Linked DNA regions of Homo sapiens: region 2 is linked to region 1. Evidence: chromatin loops called from intact Hi-C (ENCODE). Cell type or tissue: heart left ventricle. All regions are shown on one strand.

What was found. A loop is a pair of places that touch in the nucleus more often than their neighbours do. Peaks named below come from ENCODE experiments on the same cell type or tissue, not always from the same donor. Only the 100,000 strongest peaks of a DNase experiment are listed, where the experiment ranks them.
Region 2: it touches region 1 in a loop (2.7-fold over the local background); 7 of 110 quality-filtered maps call a loop at or near these places.

What each region holds. Positions count from the first base shown.
Region 1 is chr3:38,516,891-38,524,890 of GRCh38, forward strand. It overlaps EXOG (exo/endonuclease G), which reads left to right. Exons shown (of 6, transcript NM_005107.4): 6 at 7,011-8,000. The coding sequence ends at 7,472. Among named protein-coding and RNA genes, the nearest start is that of EXOG, 25 kb to the left of the region's middle. In heart left ventricle, a CTCF peak has its summit at 4,690 (motif pointing right); no DNase peak of the experiment used is centred here; H3K27ac peaks cover 3,302 bases.
Region 2 is chr3:38,575,262-38,583,261 of GRCh38, forward strand. It overlaps SCN5A (sodium voltage-gated channel alpha subunit 5), which reads right to left. Exons shown (of 28, transcript NM_000335.5): 17 at 5,670-6,110; 18 at 4,073-4,231; 19 at 1,400-1,520; 20 at 36-190. Among named protein-coding and RNA genes, the nearest start is that of SCN5A, 70 kb to the right of the region's middle. RefSeq lists enhancers at 3,101-6,235, 5,026-5,526, 6,493-7,476. In heart left ventricle, a CTCF peak has its summit at 4,145; DNase peaks (open chromatin) are centred at 4,060, 4,978 and 5,997; H3K27ac peaks cover 6,963 bases.

The DNA.
Region 1 (8,000 bases):
GTTTTTGGCAGAATGTAGGAGCAGTGATCTTGTGTCCTTCTCAGTGCATTGCATCAGGAGGTGCATAATATCAGTTTGTCTGATTATTGATGATTTTAACTTTACTTGGTTAAGGTGGTGTCTACCAGGTTTTTTCACCATTTCCCCCTTTGGAATTTATAAGTAATCTGTGGAAATACTTTGAGGCGATGTAAGCATCTTTTTCGTCTTCGAACTTTCACTCAATAGTTTTAGCATCCATTGATATTTCCTGCCTGAATTAGTTATTACTATGTTAGTTGCTAAATGATGACTTTCTAATTCTTACTCCTTAATTTATTAGTTGACATTCCACTGTTAGAGCTTTTCCTTGTTATCAATGTAGACTCACAGATTTATTTTTATTCAAAGAGTTTTAATGTTTACTGTGATTGTTCATTTTGATGCTCAAATTGCCCCAGATTTAGCCAGTGGGAGCTCCTTCCAGTGTCTCCTGTGTCCTTTTGATGCATCCTCATCATTTTTTAGCATTTCCTACTTTCTGGTATAAGGCTATGTTCCATGTTCATCTTGGCCATCGGCCATTTCTCCAAGGAGCACTGGATCCTTTTAGTGGGGATTGATGTTTAGAAACCAAGATCTGGACAGCAATTCAGATTGATTCTTGAGTGCTTGCTCTGCTGTTTGGTTTGTCAGGTGTGTTCACCACATTTATTTTTAGCCTTTTGTAGTGGATGGAGAGAGCCCCAAAGCTCGTAGTATATGGATTCCATTGCCTTTAGTGGCTCACTGTTGAGAAGGCCTTTCTCCTCTGCTTTCTGTGTTCTTGTATTTCAAAACAGGGATTGACAGACACTGGTCATTAGGAAAGCAGTTCACTGTGTTTGTACATTGTGTATGTATATGTAAAGTTGAATATTGACTTCACGAATCCATATTTCTGGAGGAGCATATGGTTTTTCAGTTTTCTCAGAAGCATATCAAACTGACATCTACTTTTATATATTTATGTTTTTCACTAACAAATATCTCCATAATAATACTGCTTTTATTAGTTTTGGCATTATATTTCAAGTCAAACTTTATTTCAGGTAGAATTTTAAACCTAAAAATCTTTGGTGTATCTGTTAGATGAAAGCAAAATATAGTTTGTTAGTAAAATAAATTTGAAAAATTATCTTGAAATTCTTGCCAAGAATTTAATTGGGCCCAAATTTTTATATATATGCACACACACATGTATCTATAAACTTGGGAGAATTTGGTTAAGAAATAGAGATGTGGGAGGTCTACCTAGGCAAGGTGAAGAGATGAGAAGCGATAGGATATATGCTGAGAAAACAGTTAAGTTAGAGCGTTCATGTAGGGAAGGAGACAAAAATAAAAGGAAAGTTTGGGGCCTGGTGGCAGAAACTTCAAATGACCAGCTAAAAAGTTTAGGCAAGAACTTCAAGATAATTTTCTAGCAAGCAGGGCCTTTGAAAAGTAGGCAATTAATTATAAAACAAATATAGATAAAATGATGTCCTTTAATTATTCTGGGAAAGGGGACACAGCATTGCCCAGTGCTGGAGACTGGTCTGTTTCTCTCAAGCAACGAATAATTTGAATCATGAATTCCCACTTTCAAGGCAATGTCTTGCAATTACGTACGGCAATTCAGAGTGCTTGGAAAGTGTTTTGTTTTCTCAGATCTAGCCATTTAATATTTACTGCTTGCTTACAACTATACTCTGAACCTTATTTTAGGAAGTTGTACCCAATAAAAGGGTTTATTTAGTTTTCTGTCCAGGCAATGAAGCATATATGTGTTTTTACTTTGGGGGAAGTAAAGCAAATGAACTGGCATTTCTTGAGGGCCAGGTATACCAGGCAGTATGTAAGTAGCTTTATATATGCATCTCATTCAATCTTCACTACACCCTTACAAAAAAAGTAGTGACCATTTTCTTTTATAGACAAGAAAATCAAGGCTTTAAGGATCAAGTCTCAGGCATATAGCTTATAATTGTCAAAGAGGGTATCCAAACATGGGTCTGTCTGACAATTGCCAGTCATTCACAGTGTTACTCTTTGAAGCGCTCAAGTTTATAGTAAATGAATTGCTGTGCTGTTCATATACAAAAGCTTAAGGTTAGCAGATAATAAAAGATGGTGTGGATGGAGAGAGGAGTTACAAGTGATACTTGCTAGCATGCAAAAATAACAGAAAATGGGCCAAGAGGAGGATTCCTTATAGCCAGGCAGAAATGTCTGTTAGAATATGTAGGAAAGGATCACATCATCATAGAACTTGAGTGAATATGAGCCTAAGGGAAGATTCGTAGCAGTGATTTTATCAGAAGTGAGTCATCTGACAGTTCTAATCAGAATCACCCCCTTTATTATATAGCTGAGGTCATCCCTGTGCTTTCTCTGATGTTCCTGTTTCAAGAAGAGGTTGATTCCAGACAAGTGAAACATACCTGAAGATTCTGGTTTGGACATTATAAATGGTCTGACAAGAAAGTGAGCTTCAGATTTTAGAACTCAGTGATGGTGGTAATGTTAGAAATATTTAACAATCTGTGTTCTTTTATAACAGCACTTTGCAAACTTCCATTATACTAACCCTAAAGGGGAGGAAATTGAAAATGCCCTCAGGAGTCTTGAGACATCATTTGAAGTGATATGGGAGTAATATTTTTTTTTAAGTCTCTTGCTTTATATTTAGGGAAAGCTTTTGTTCATTTCCATATCTATTTGTTTTAATGAAAGTTAAATTATTTTACTGGTTGTCTCCCTACCCTCACCCTAAATTTTCAAGTACCATTGACAGCCTAGAAAGAGGGTGCTTGTTTTACTGTGACTTAGTAGGCTGCTACCCTTTGGCCTGGAACAGGTACCCCAGTGTGAGAAGTACCGTCTTCCAGGGTTTGTGCTGCCACAAAAGCATCTGCTGAGGCTCTATAGATAACACAGGGGGCGACCACATTCTTGTTGACTTTACCACACTTTGTGACTCCCTCACTTTTCATGTTCCTTCCCCCCCTCAGGTTCGGATTTCCTGTTTATCAAACTCCCATGGTTTCTTTCTTTCACTTGATCGGCATGACTTTTTAAGGGCGTGGTCTCTTGATCTGTCCCTCTAGTTTTATTTTTGGAGTTTCTTTTTTTGTCTTACCAGGGGAATGTAACCAAATATATCTATCTAATTCTAGCAGGTACATATTTTTTCCTCTTGATGCTGCTTAATATTTTATTGGAGGCACATTTACAGTATGTATGACCTTACAAATGGCAGGCTTAATATGGGTATTGTTTGTTTTGGGTCTCTTCTGGGTCTGGGTGGCACAGGTGGTGGTGGCAAATTGTCATTTCTGTCTCTTGGATGGAAGGAAACAAGCTCAGGCCAGTATATAAGAAAACTAGCTTCAGGTTGCGAATGAGTGCCAGCTTATGTATTGTATTTTCTAGTTAACTCCCAGTTGACTTCCAATTTTTGCTACAGTCTTGAGTAGAGTTCAGTGCTTCTTGGGAATTTAATAGCAGCAAGGGTTTCCTTTGCAAAATATTTTTATACCTAAATCTTACATGAAAAGGGTTGTTTGCTGACTCACTGATTAACTAGACTTGGTTTATGTTAAGCCTTTGAGTCCTTTGTTACAGACATCATTTGTGCCCAAGTTGCTTTCTCCTCCTGAAACCCCATTGCTGACCTGTAACTAGTCTAATCTTGCTTGATTATACGTTTCCCCCGCCCCCATCCCTCTGTAAAACCATCTTTTGTACCAAATGCCGTTGTATCTTTTGAATGATGTCCACTACAAAATAGCTTTTTACATAGATCTTGTAGATTTTGAAAAATTTTTAACTAACATGTCATTGTATCTTCATAACAATTCTATGAGAGAGGCATTTATAAAATACAAAATAGCAATCCACCCACGGGGATGGCTGTTACGTATTTTGTAAATGAAGAAACAAGAAATGGGTGGACGCGACTTGCAGCTTAGTGGCAAAGCCAGGTTTGACCAGGTCTCTGGGCTTCCAGTCCACCAAACCTCTAGTAGTGTTTAGAAACATTTCTGGAAGTCTCCCAATTTTTCCAAAAGTAGGAAAAATTTATTATGTAGATTGAGTTGTCTTTAAAGAGACAGCTCTAAAATATTTTACGATTGATGTTGTTTTAAAAAATTGTCTTAAATTCAAGGAAGAAACGGTGTGTTTTTCTGAATACCCAACTAGGACCTGTCCCTATATTAGACAGATTAAAGATGTTTGCTTCCTAAGAACAAAGCAGACTGAATCAGAAAAGAGATTAGTGAGTGGCTAAGTTTTTATTTTTCTCCTTAGTTCTAGGGATAGTATTTTACCCCCTTGAAATAGTGTGAGAAGGTCATGGGTAGAAGGATCACACCTGTGATTCCTAATAGGAATTTCTGTTTCCATGAGGTTTCTCAAAAGTAGAATCGAGGTCCTTTAGCAATTGTAAGAGTTTTTAAACACCTATAGAAATGGTACATTTGCATAAAGTAAAGCTGTAGAACTGAAAATGTCCAACGTCTTTACTTTTGGCTGGAATTTTACGAGCCTGATTAGCTCTGCATGGCAGCAATGGGCATGTTAATTATATTTGAAAATTGCCGTTTGTTTGTAGACAAGGAGTCCATGAGGAGAGAAAATCAAGTGAATGTTCTTGAACTGTACTGCAGTGATGGGGAATGTCCACAAGGTGGCGCAAAGACTTTGTTTAACTGCTGGATTCCTAGCTAGCACCTGGAATACTTGAAGCCCCTTTCACCTTCTCCCTCTTTGCAAACTATGGCTCAGCTGCATCTGTGCCCTCAGTTCTGGTCCCCAGCTTCCCCTGAATCCCCTTCGTGCTGTTATTTGGGCTTTGTATTGGTACCTAACCACATTCTACCTGTAGTGAAAGCTGAAGGTCTTGGTTCCCACTCTAGGTGGTAAGTTTCTTGAGTGGAGGCACCAGCTGCATATACTTTAAAGCATATTCTTTTCTGTATTTCCAGCAATGCCAGGCACAGGACCTCTGAGTTGCATTGTTGAATTAACATCTTTTGGTTATTTGTGAGTTAATTGTGGACTTCCATAGGGTTCTCCCTCAGTATATTTTTGGCTTTGAAGAGTATGTTTATCTTCCCAGCTGCATAAATGAATTTTTGGGGTGAAATGGGGATTTTATGTTTGTAGTACATAGTTTCATAGACTTTACACCACACCCCGACCAACCACTTTCAGTAACTTCGAAGACAGTTGGTTATGGAAATCATTCCCGTGCACGGGTCTTCCCTGAAGCTCTGCAATTGGTCTTGGCAGTGGGACCTTCATGTGTGACAGACAGCAGATGGCCATGGAGTTCCCAGGCTGTGTGCCATGTAGGTAGGAGCTTGAAAAAAGCAGAAAAGAAACCTCCTTTGTAGCTGTCGTGTCTCTGTCTTATTTGGGCTCACAAGAAGGAATCTTGCTGCAGGCAGAGCTGTCTGATCAGGAAAGAAAACTGACTCTTACCAGGGAAGGGCCCGGGAGGGGCAGTAATACCAATGAGCATGTTTTAGTTGGATTATGTCAGTTATTGGGGACCATTAAGTAAATAGATGTTGAGTATTTTCTTTTTCAAAAAAGCCTTTTTGTTTTGTTTTGTTTTGTTTTGAGATGGAGTTTCGCTCTTGTTGCCCAGGCTGGAGTGTAGTGTCACAATCTCGGCTAACTGCAACCTCCACCTCCCGGGTTCAAGTGATTCTTTTGCCTCAGCCTCCCGAGTAGCAGGGATTACAGGCATGCGCCACCACGCCCAGCTAATTTTGTATTTTTAGTAGAGATGGGGTTTCTCCATGTTGGTCAGGCTGGTCTCAAACTCCCAACCTCAGGAGATCTGCCTGCCTTGGCCTCCCAAAGTGCTGGGATTACAGGCATGAGCCACCACACCTGGCCCAGATGCCAATTGGAAGGAAATTTGAAAAGGTTTAGTAATAATGTTATTTCATTAATTTCAGCCAAACCACACAACTAATTTATGTTTTCTAGGCCTGACCCTGGCTCTGGCTTCTTCATTGTGTGGATACCTTTCCAAAATGTTTGATATGACAACATATTTAGAAGTTCTTTGATCACAAGCCCAAGGATGTGCAAAACTCAGAGCAAACAGCATTTACATTTATGTAATTTAATTTTAAAAATTAGCCCTAATTGAAGTGATCCTGGAGATGGTAATGTTGACTTGACACCTGGCTGCTTCTCTAAGGGCTATCTGTTTAGTTCCCTAGTGAATTTCATAAACTAAGGCCATGTTTTTATTTCTAGAGCTGGGAGTACCCAAGCCTGCAGTTTTGACCTTTGAATGTTTGGAGCACCAGAAGTTCTGATTATGAGATGAAGAGAAAATGACAGCTTTTCTTGTCTATTAAAAAACCAGGACTCACTCATGGCATTCCTTTGTCCTTTGTCCTACAAACAGAACAGAGACTGTGACCCCTGATCTTTGGGTTGGCATTATTTTATTTTTATTTTTTGAGGTGGAGTCTTGCTCTGTCGGCCAGGCTGGAGTGCAGTGGTGCAATCTCGGCTCACTGCACCCTCTGCCTCCTGGGTTCAAGCAATTCTTCTGCTTCAGCCTCCCAAGTAGCTGGGATTACAGGCGCCTGCCACCACACCCAGCTAATTTTTGTATTTTTTTTTAGTAGAGATGGGGTTTCACCATGTTGGCCAGGCTGGTCTTGAACTCCTGACCTCAAGTGATCTGCCCGCCTTGGCGTCCCAAAGTGCTGGGATTACAGGTATGAGCCACCGTGCCTCACCTGGGGTTATATTATTTTAAAGAATGTGATCAGAATTGACCTGTTAAATACTCTTCTTGTATGTGAATCTCTGAGTCAGTTTATTATTTTTGGCAGTTGAATTTAAATTCATTAGAACAGAGTGGGATGGCTTATAAGTACATTTCAGCAATGCATTAAATAAGTATTTTTCAGAAAAAATTTGCGAACTGTTAGCACAAATTGGCATCACTAATATGGCTGCTTTGTTTTTAGGTGATTGGCGAGGACAACGTGGCAGTCCCCTCACACCTTTATAAGGTAATCCTGGCCCGCAGAAGCTCAGTATCTACCGAACCACTGGCGCTAGGGGCCTTTGTGGTACCCAATGAAGCCATCGGCTTCCAGCCCCAGTTAACTGAATTCCAAGTGAGCCTCCAGGACCTAGAGAAGTTGTCAGGACTGGTGTTTTTTCCTCATTTGGATAGAACTAGTGATATCCGGAATATCTGCTCTGTGGACACCTGTAAGCTCCTGGATTTCCAGGAGTTCACCTTGTACTTGAGTACAAGAAAGATTGAAGGAGCCCGATCAGTGCTCAGACTGGAAAAGATCATGGAAAACTTGAAGAATGCAGAGATTGAACCAGATGATTACTTTATGAGTCGCTATGAGAAGAAGCTAGAAGAACTCAAAGCTAAGGAGCAGTCAGGAACCCAGATAAGAAAGCCATCCTAGTTTTTATCTCAAGATGTGTCATACCGTCTGTAATGAAGCAGGCATGCCCTCTTTAGGCTAACATATTTTAGTGGCTTTGCTTTTTGCTTTTTAAAAAGTTTTTCTCTTTAAGAGATGTGGTCTCGCCGTGTCATCCAGGCTGGAGTGCAGTGGTGGAATCATAGCTCACTATAGCCTCAAACTTCTGGGCTTAAGCAATCCTCCTGCCTCTGCCCCCTGAGCAGCTGGGACTACAGGCACACACCATCACCCTCAGCTACTAGTGGCTTTGCTTTAAAGAAACAGTGGAATCCTAAATTTATGACTAAAAATTCCCCCAAAAGATGAAAGATCTACAATGTTTTTGTCAGTATTATATTTGACTCAGGAACTAATTATTAAGGGAGCTTTGACACCTGCAGATGGAGGGCTGATCTTGTGTCAAGTTAACAGGAAGACTGCCCACAGATGACACTGCATTTGTATCCCTGTGGATGTAGAGTATTGGGAAGGCATTTGTTTAGTTTCATGCCTCCAAACCATGCATTG
Region 2 (8,000 bases), 58 kb after region 1:
GTCCCTGCCACAACCCTGCATCCCCAGGAGGGTACCAGCGCTCCACTGCTGAGTAGGATCATGAAGATGATGAATGTCTCGAACCAGCTGTGCTCCACGATGTGGTAGCAGGTCTTGCGCAACCGCCACCAGACCTTCCCTGGGGCCTGTGTGGTGTCCACCGCACAGCAGGGACAGCGCCGGACACAGCCTATGGGAGAGAGTGAGGGTCAGGCCCACCTCAGGGCCTGTGAATGCCCACATCTAATGGCAGAAGGTTGGATGGTTGAAGAGATGACTGAGAGAAAGAGCTACGATGATGGGGGTGGCGAACAGGGCAATATGGTGAGCAGGGCCGTGTGAGCGAGGGCCGTGGGCACCACCCGTGGGGGCCACACGCTCTGCGGGCACTCTTTGAGGAGGATGGATGGACTGAGCACCCAGCGAGTGGGTGAACAGCCTGGCAGGTCTGGGCAGGGACAAGGCTGGGCTGGGATAGGTTCCAGCTTGTCCGCTGCTCATCTGGGAAACTGTCCCCCTGGGAAAATGGTAGGAACTCCTGGGCATTCCCTGGGTCTTCTCCATGTTTGTAGTTTCTGAGCCTTGGGAAGGGCAGATCCCTCAATGAGAGCCCCCATGGATGTGTCACATGGAGGGCAAACTCTCATTTTGTTTTTCTCTTTTTTTGAGATGTTTCACTCTTGTTGCCCAGTGTGGAGTGCAATGGTGCAATCTTGGCTCACTGCAACCTCCGCCTCCCGGGTTCAAGAGATTCTCCTGCCTCAGCCTCCTGAGTAGCTGGGATTACAGGTGCCTGCCAGCGCGCCCAACTAATTTTTTGTGTTTTTAGTAGAGATGGGGTTTCACCATGTTGGCCAGGCTGGTTTTGAACTCCTGACCTCTGGTGATCCACCTGCCTTAGCCTCACAAAGTGGGGATTACAGGTGTGAGCCACCGTGCCGGGCCAAGCTTATTTTATCCCCAGCTCATTTTATCCCCAGCTATCCTCCAAATATACCACCAATCCATAAAAGCTATAGATGCCAATCAACATGGCCACATGTCATCCCTGCCTCAAGGATTTACAGAGGGCCTACTATGTGTCAGGCACCGTGCCAGGGCCTGGTGGTACAGGAGCGAATTAGACCCAGACCCTACTGCTGTTGGGCATACAGTGGTGCCAACACACCACAAATACAGTGTCTCCAGTCCTTGGTGCAGCTGTCCAGCCCAGCACTCCATGGGCAGACACGTCAGGCAGATGGAGGAACCCCCAGGGTCACAGAGGAATGGAGGAGGTGGGCAGATATCTAAGGCAGGGTGTTGGTGCCACGTGGCCCTGGGCTCCAAGGAGCTGCTGGTCCTCCTGTCCCCTCTGGGTGGAACTGAGGCTAGGGCAGAGGGCTGCCCGGGCCATTACCTTCAGTGAAGCAGTCCTCTGGGTCCTTGACATCCTGGCCGAGGTCAGGGATCTGCTCCAGGAGCTCAGCGGTGTTGGTCATGTCTGCTGTGCTGCCCTCGGAGCAACTGTCCTCTGGGGTCTATGGACAGGGGTGTGGGACAGGGTGGGAAAGGGTGTGAGTGTGGGCTGAGTAGCAGCCTTTGGCCTCGAGCCCAGAGTCTGCAGGAGCTTAGGGCTCCCTGAAGGGAGGCAGCATCTTCATGACGCACCCTGGGACCTGCACAGAGCCACTTTTGCCTGTCAGGGCTGGGCCAAGGCTGGACCTCGGGGTTCCCGGGTCTGTGATTCTGGTCTGCTGGAGTCTAAGGCTGGGGTGTGGGGGCTGTGAAAGAGCTCTGGGAAGCCACTGGGGATGGGGACTGCATCTAGCTGGGAGCAAAACGGACATGGGGTAGCAACCTGGACACACAGTGGGACATGGACACATCGTGGTGGTGTGGCACACACAGTGGAAACAGGCATGTCACATCCAGAACAGAGTCAGAACCAGGATCCCGGGCAACACACAGGCAGCAAGGTCAGACCGCAGAGAACAGGCCAGCAACCCCACCCACACATTTTGCGCAGTTCCCGTGGGTTCTGGTGTGCTGGACAGAGCCCGGAGACTGAGAAGGTGATGGAGCCCTCCACTTCCTGTCCTTGCAAGTCTGCTGCCCTGACCTCAATAACTTGATTATAGGGAGGCTACAGAGAGGCATGTGCATGCAGGTGTGCCCTTGTGAGTGTCTGTGTGTGTCACTTGTGGGTGTGGGTGTAAAGGGGTGTTACAGGGGCCACTGTGGGTACCCTGCCCAATTCCACTACATAAGACCACTGCACCCATTCCCAGCCACTTGAATGCTAGCTGCTTAGCTGGCCCTCCTCCAGAAAATCATCTTCAGCTGGGGGACTGCCGTCCCAAGGGGTGGCCGGTGCCCAGCAGCCACTGATACAAGAATACAGAAGGCCAGCCCCTAGCCTTGAGTTGGGGCAATGCTGTGGTGCAATTCATGCCCCAGAGCTCTACTTGGGACAGGATGAGGCTGACTCCAGCTGGAAAGCCTTTCCGTAGCTTCCTTCTTTGCTTCATCCTGTTTCTCTTACTTTCTCCTGAGAACACCCCTCAACAAGTCATTTGCATAGGAATCCCTCTGCTTCTAGGGAACGGTACGTCAGGGGAGGAGTGTCAGTGAAGGAAGAAAATCCATCGTTTGCATCAGGTCAGGTCCAAAGACCCCATCTCCGCTGCCCCCGCCTCACATCATCTCAGGCTCAGGCTCCATTTAGAGAGGGGCTTGTCTGAATTCTTGGGCATGGCTATGCTCCTACAGCTGCCTTCTCTCTTCTCTTTTCCTTTGATGAATCAATCTGCTGATGTCTCAGGGGCTTCTTTTCCATTTTTGAGATCTGTGATGGGAAAGGGGTGGATTCTGGAGGGAAAACAGAGCCTACTGCTCAGAGAAGGTGGATCCTTGGCCAGAGAGGTGAGGCTCAGTCTTTTGTGGTCCCCCATGGCATTGAGGGTTCCTTCCCCTCTCCTCCTAGCTCAGCTGGGGGATGAAAGGAGTTGGGTGATGAAAGGGGCAGGCCAGAGGAGAGCAGCATGCTTATTTTTTCTTTCCAAACACTGGAGCCGTCTGAAGTCCATGGGGCTGTCATGTGAGAGGACACGTTCTCAGGTCCTACTGCAGGTGAGACGAGGGAGTCCCTTTCCCGGGAAAACTCCAGCCTGTTTCTCCTTATATAGGCTCCCCCATGAACTGATTTGAAGAAAGGAAGACTTATAAAATTCATTCAAAGGTTAGCATCCGTGTGAGAGAGCCACTTCTCTCCCATGGCATTTTGCCTCTCTCCTGTGTCTTCCTGTCCCCACATGCCTTCACAGCTCAGACCATCAGGGGAAGAACCGTGATCTGCACAGTCAGGAAGATGACTCCAGTAGGCCCTTGTGCTCCAAAAACTGACCATGCTTGCAAAGCTCACATGGGCCCATCTCACAAAAGAGGAGAAGGCACAAGTGCTGGACGGAGTGAGGTCAAGCTGCAGGACAGTGGCCACCAAGCACTCTGAACACGTGCCCTCCACCTTCCGTGGGCTAGATGTGAGTGAGGCTGGGCGGCTTAGTCAGCAATGCCACAAGCCTTTTGCTCAGGGGTTGCGAACTCCAATGCTTACAGAATCAGGCGGGTAACCTGTTCACCATGTTGGCCAGGCTGATCTCGAACTCCTGACCTCAAGTGATCCACCTGCCTCGGCCTCCCAAAGTATTAAAATTACAGGCGTGAGCCACCGTGCCCAGCCTCCTGAAGTCTTCTTTGGATGGGGAGATTCACAGGACAAACATTTGCCAAACAGGACCAAAACACAGGGATGGAGTATGTGGAGAGGGTGAACACATGGAGGTAGTGGGTTAGTCCTGCATCAGAGTTTGGGACCAGAATTTCCAGAATTTCCCATTGGCCCTGGGCCCTGTACCGTCTCTCCCCTGTCAGGACAGGGATGCCCACCCTCCCCTCTGCAGACTGGTCTTCCACGCTGCCTGTGACAGTGGCTGTGGCTCCCAACAGCAAATGCAGGCATGCACCTCTCACAGCCTGGCTCTGACCCAAGCAGCGGCGCCCAGCTGGCTTCAGGGACAAAGGCATGCATTACCTCACCGCACCCTGGGGCCTGGGGTTCCGCTTTCCACTGCTGCCGCCAGTCGGCCTGAGATGCACTGGCCTCGGCCTCAGAGGAGGCAGTCGCTGACACCTGGCTCCAGGTCCTGGAATCCGGAGGGGCCTCTGGGCCACCGGACACAGGCTGGGATTCCTGCTGAAAAGACCCCAGCCTATGAGCTGAGTCCACACACCCAGCCAGAGGGTCTCCAGGGCCCTGACCCTGGGGGTTTCAGACCCTGCCCATGCATCTGGGGCATTGCCTCCAGCTGTCTTCATGGGGCCTCCATCTCACTGAAGACTCCTCCCTCAAGGGGCCTGAGCAGGCAGGTGGGAGGCTCCTGGTAGGTCCAAGCAAAGGGCCTAGAGACAGGAAGCCCCTGGCCGGCCTGGCATAACTCCCCCTCCCCAGACTCCCTGGAAGGGTGCAGCTGGGCCACGATGCCCAGCTCACAAATGCTGGCCACTGTACTTAGGAAGGTCACACTGACTTCCCTCATGAATCCCTGTGGCACTCCCGGCTTGCGTGCGCGCACGCGCGCGCACACACACACACACACCCCCACACACACCACACACACCCAGGAGCCAGAGTCAATGGGCTCAAGAGAAGGAACAGAGAAGGGAAATGAGAGACAGCCGGAATTCCCCTCCTGTGCTGGAGATCATTGGAAACTGTGGTCCTGGCAACACCAACACTCCCTCTCCCTGAGCAGACATTGCCACTGCCCCGCAACCTGACTTGAAAGGGTGGCCTCTGGGACCACAGGGAGGCAGGAGGATGTGAAACCAAGCCCAGAGCCTTAGATCAAGTTCCACACATGGGGAGCAGCTGCTCTCCACAGCCAGGCCCAGCCAGTGCAGGCCCAGAGGAAGCAGCCAAGATGGGCCTGACTCAACAGGGAGAACACTCCTGGGGGCTTGACCTAAAGCCCTGAGAAGAAGCCATCTGAGCCTGGCTCAGGCCAAGGGAGAACGGAGGGGAGGGGAGGGGTGGGCCCTGCCTGCTTTGTGCAGACTCTGGTCCCAAGTGTTAAAAATAACAGGTTGCGAGATAAGATAGTGCTGTCCCTGACACCTCAGTCTTAGGGATGCTTATTTTTAAATCTCAGAATGAGCCCTGGGTGTGGGAGGAGGGGAAGGGGCAGTCTGGAGGTCAGAAAACCATACTTCTCTTTCGCCAAGACACTCTACCTTGCCAGTCCTGGAGGGGGGACAATGGTCAGTGTGGGAACTGGGGGCTAGAGGCTCTGTTCTAAACTCATGAGGAACACCCAGCAAGTCTCTCTTGCCATGCCTCCGTTTCCCTGTCTGTACAATGAGCTCCCCATGCCCAGCCAGGGCATGAGTGGTGGATAGCAGCCCCTCCCCAGGTCAGCTTCTGGACTGAGTTAGGAAGGGAGGGTTGAGGGCTGGTCTCAGCACCCCTCTGAGAGGCTGGCTGTTGTGGGGAGGGCCTGCCTTCTACCCCTACCCACTGCCAAGGCAGTCTGGGAGGGGAAGCTGCTTTGAGAGAGGCTGGGTGGCCCGGACAGCAGAGCTCTGGGCCCTGTATATGTAGGTGCCTTATACATGCAGGGGTGAGGGCCCACCTGCTTGCTGGACTCCTCCTCCGTGCCCAGGCTGTTCTCCTCATCTTCTTCTTGGTCATCTGTGTCTGACTCGGCCACAGCGATGGGCACACACACGGGCTCTGGATCCCCGGGGGTGCCCTGGCCTGGTTGCTCGCCTTCCTCAAACCGTGTTTCCTTGCGGGTGGGAGGCACCTTCTCCGTCTCTGGGGGTGGCGGGGAGTAGGGGGTGGCAATGCAGCTGGGCAGCTGGCCCTGGGCGGCAAGGGCTGCGGGCTTCTGAGGCCGCTGCCGCAGGAGACCACAGCAGAAATCCCAGGTGGTCCGCTTGACAAAGCGCAGGCCCCTCTGGATGCGGGCCAGGGCCAGCTGGAGGTTGTTCATCTCTCTGTCCTCATCAGGGGCTGTGAGGTTGTCTGCACTGAAGGAGCTGAGCAGCAAGGCCAGGAAGAGATTCAGGACCTGTCGAGATAATGGGTCAGGCTCACCAAGGCACTGCACCATGCCAAGCCATCCAGTCCCAGTTCTATGATGGGGAAACTGAGGCCCAGAGACCTTTAAGACTGCCTGTGACAAACAGCTCCGAGGCTTGAATCCAGGGCCCTGAGCCCTCATCCTAACCCCTCATTTTATTGAATGTGGAAGGTTTGGCTATAAAAGAAAATACAAATTTGAATCCCTCTTTCCAAGGGCCCAGACACAGTCTGAATTGAGGATGTCGTGTCCTGGCTCAGGTTCAATGGGAGAACTATGCGTGCATTCAGTGTCAAAGCGAGGGGCTAGCACAAAGTCACACACATTGAGCCCTGTCTTGGCACCAGCGGCTTCTACATGCAAGCCTTCTTCTCCCTTTACCTCTTCCTGCTGCCTTAGGAGTAGTGAGGGGCAGTGGGGTCAGGATGGGCACAGGTCTCCTTCCTGGGAAGTGTGAGTCCAGGGACAAGACAGAATCCCACCGAGAAGCCACACAGAGCTTTTGGGACTTTGTTGGAAAGAGGAGGAGCAGTGACCTGCCTCTGAGTTCCCTATTGAAGCCAGCTTGGTGCTCAGAGGCCTGGGGCTGCTGCTGTAGGGCACACACTACCTGAGGCCCAGGTCTGCCACACTTTCCAGGTGAGGGACGCTGGGACAGGGCAGAGAAAGGTGCAATAGCTGGAAAAGAGGTCAGGAAGGCACAGGCAGCCTTCAGGCATTTGGACTAATCATGGGGTCAGGACATGGAGAGCTGACCATGTCTAGGCTGTGAGGGGTGCTAGGAAGGGTGCTGTGTGAAGGTCAAGGCCTGCTATTCTGCAGGGAGCCGGGGGAGGTGGCAGTGTCGGAGGTTCCACAGGGCGCAGTATTTTGTTGAGGTCTATCATCAGGGCTTAGGGACTTGAGACTTCTTAAGGGGGTTTGCATAACCCTCTGCCTTTGGATGGTTCTGGAGAATTGCTTGTCGTTAAGCCCTCCTGCAAGTGTGAAGCTTTAGCTTTTGTTTAAAAAGAAGGCCTTTGATGTGTGACAAGCGGCTGGGCTTGTGTCCATTTCCCAGTCACATGGAGGGTCAGTTAAGCTGACGGTGGGTCGATTCCCACATGCATGGGTCAGACTGGCCCATGGCTCACCAGGCCGCCAGGCCACCATGGGCTTGGTGTCTCCTCCCTCCCAGCACCTTTATAGCAGGGTGGTGTGTGAGGGTGGGTGCACAGTTCTTTTTGGAAATCCACTCTGAGACTCTGTTCCGGTTTCTCAAGAGCCTCTAAAACACACCTCTACCAGGGACCCCATACCTATCAGCAAGCTGGGAATGAGAATTCTGATAAAAGCGGCCTCAGAAACATGCCTTTGGCTTAAAAGTAATACATATTCATGTGGAATATGTACAGAAGGTGAAGAGGTAGCCTCTCCCGTACTATCTCTACGGAGAGATGATCACTTTTGACACTTGGCACTAGGGGTAAGGCATGTGATACCATTCTGAGCTGCTATCTACACCGACCTCGGGCCTGGTCCCTGGCCTTTGTCCACAAGGACCCAGGCATGGCCACCTCCATTCCCAGGAAGGATGCCCACTGGATCCTTCCCCCACAGCCTCACTCACACCAGGCCCTGCATCCCCCAACCTCCAGGAGTCCTGGGCCTAGGCTGGGAGTAGGGCGGGTGGTGTGGGTACCTGGGCAGCCATGCCCACCCACAGAGTCTAGGGCCCTCCCTGTCGCTGGCTTCAGAAGTTCAGCTTCTTCCAGTGCTTTCCCCATCAATCGTGCTGCTGCTGCTCCCAGCCCTGCCTGATCATCACTTCCCATTTCAATGGCAATCTTGCTTCCTCCCACGCCTGGCAGCGGCCCAATTCCTTAGGCGGCTGGGGAG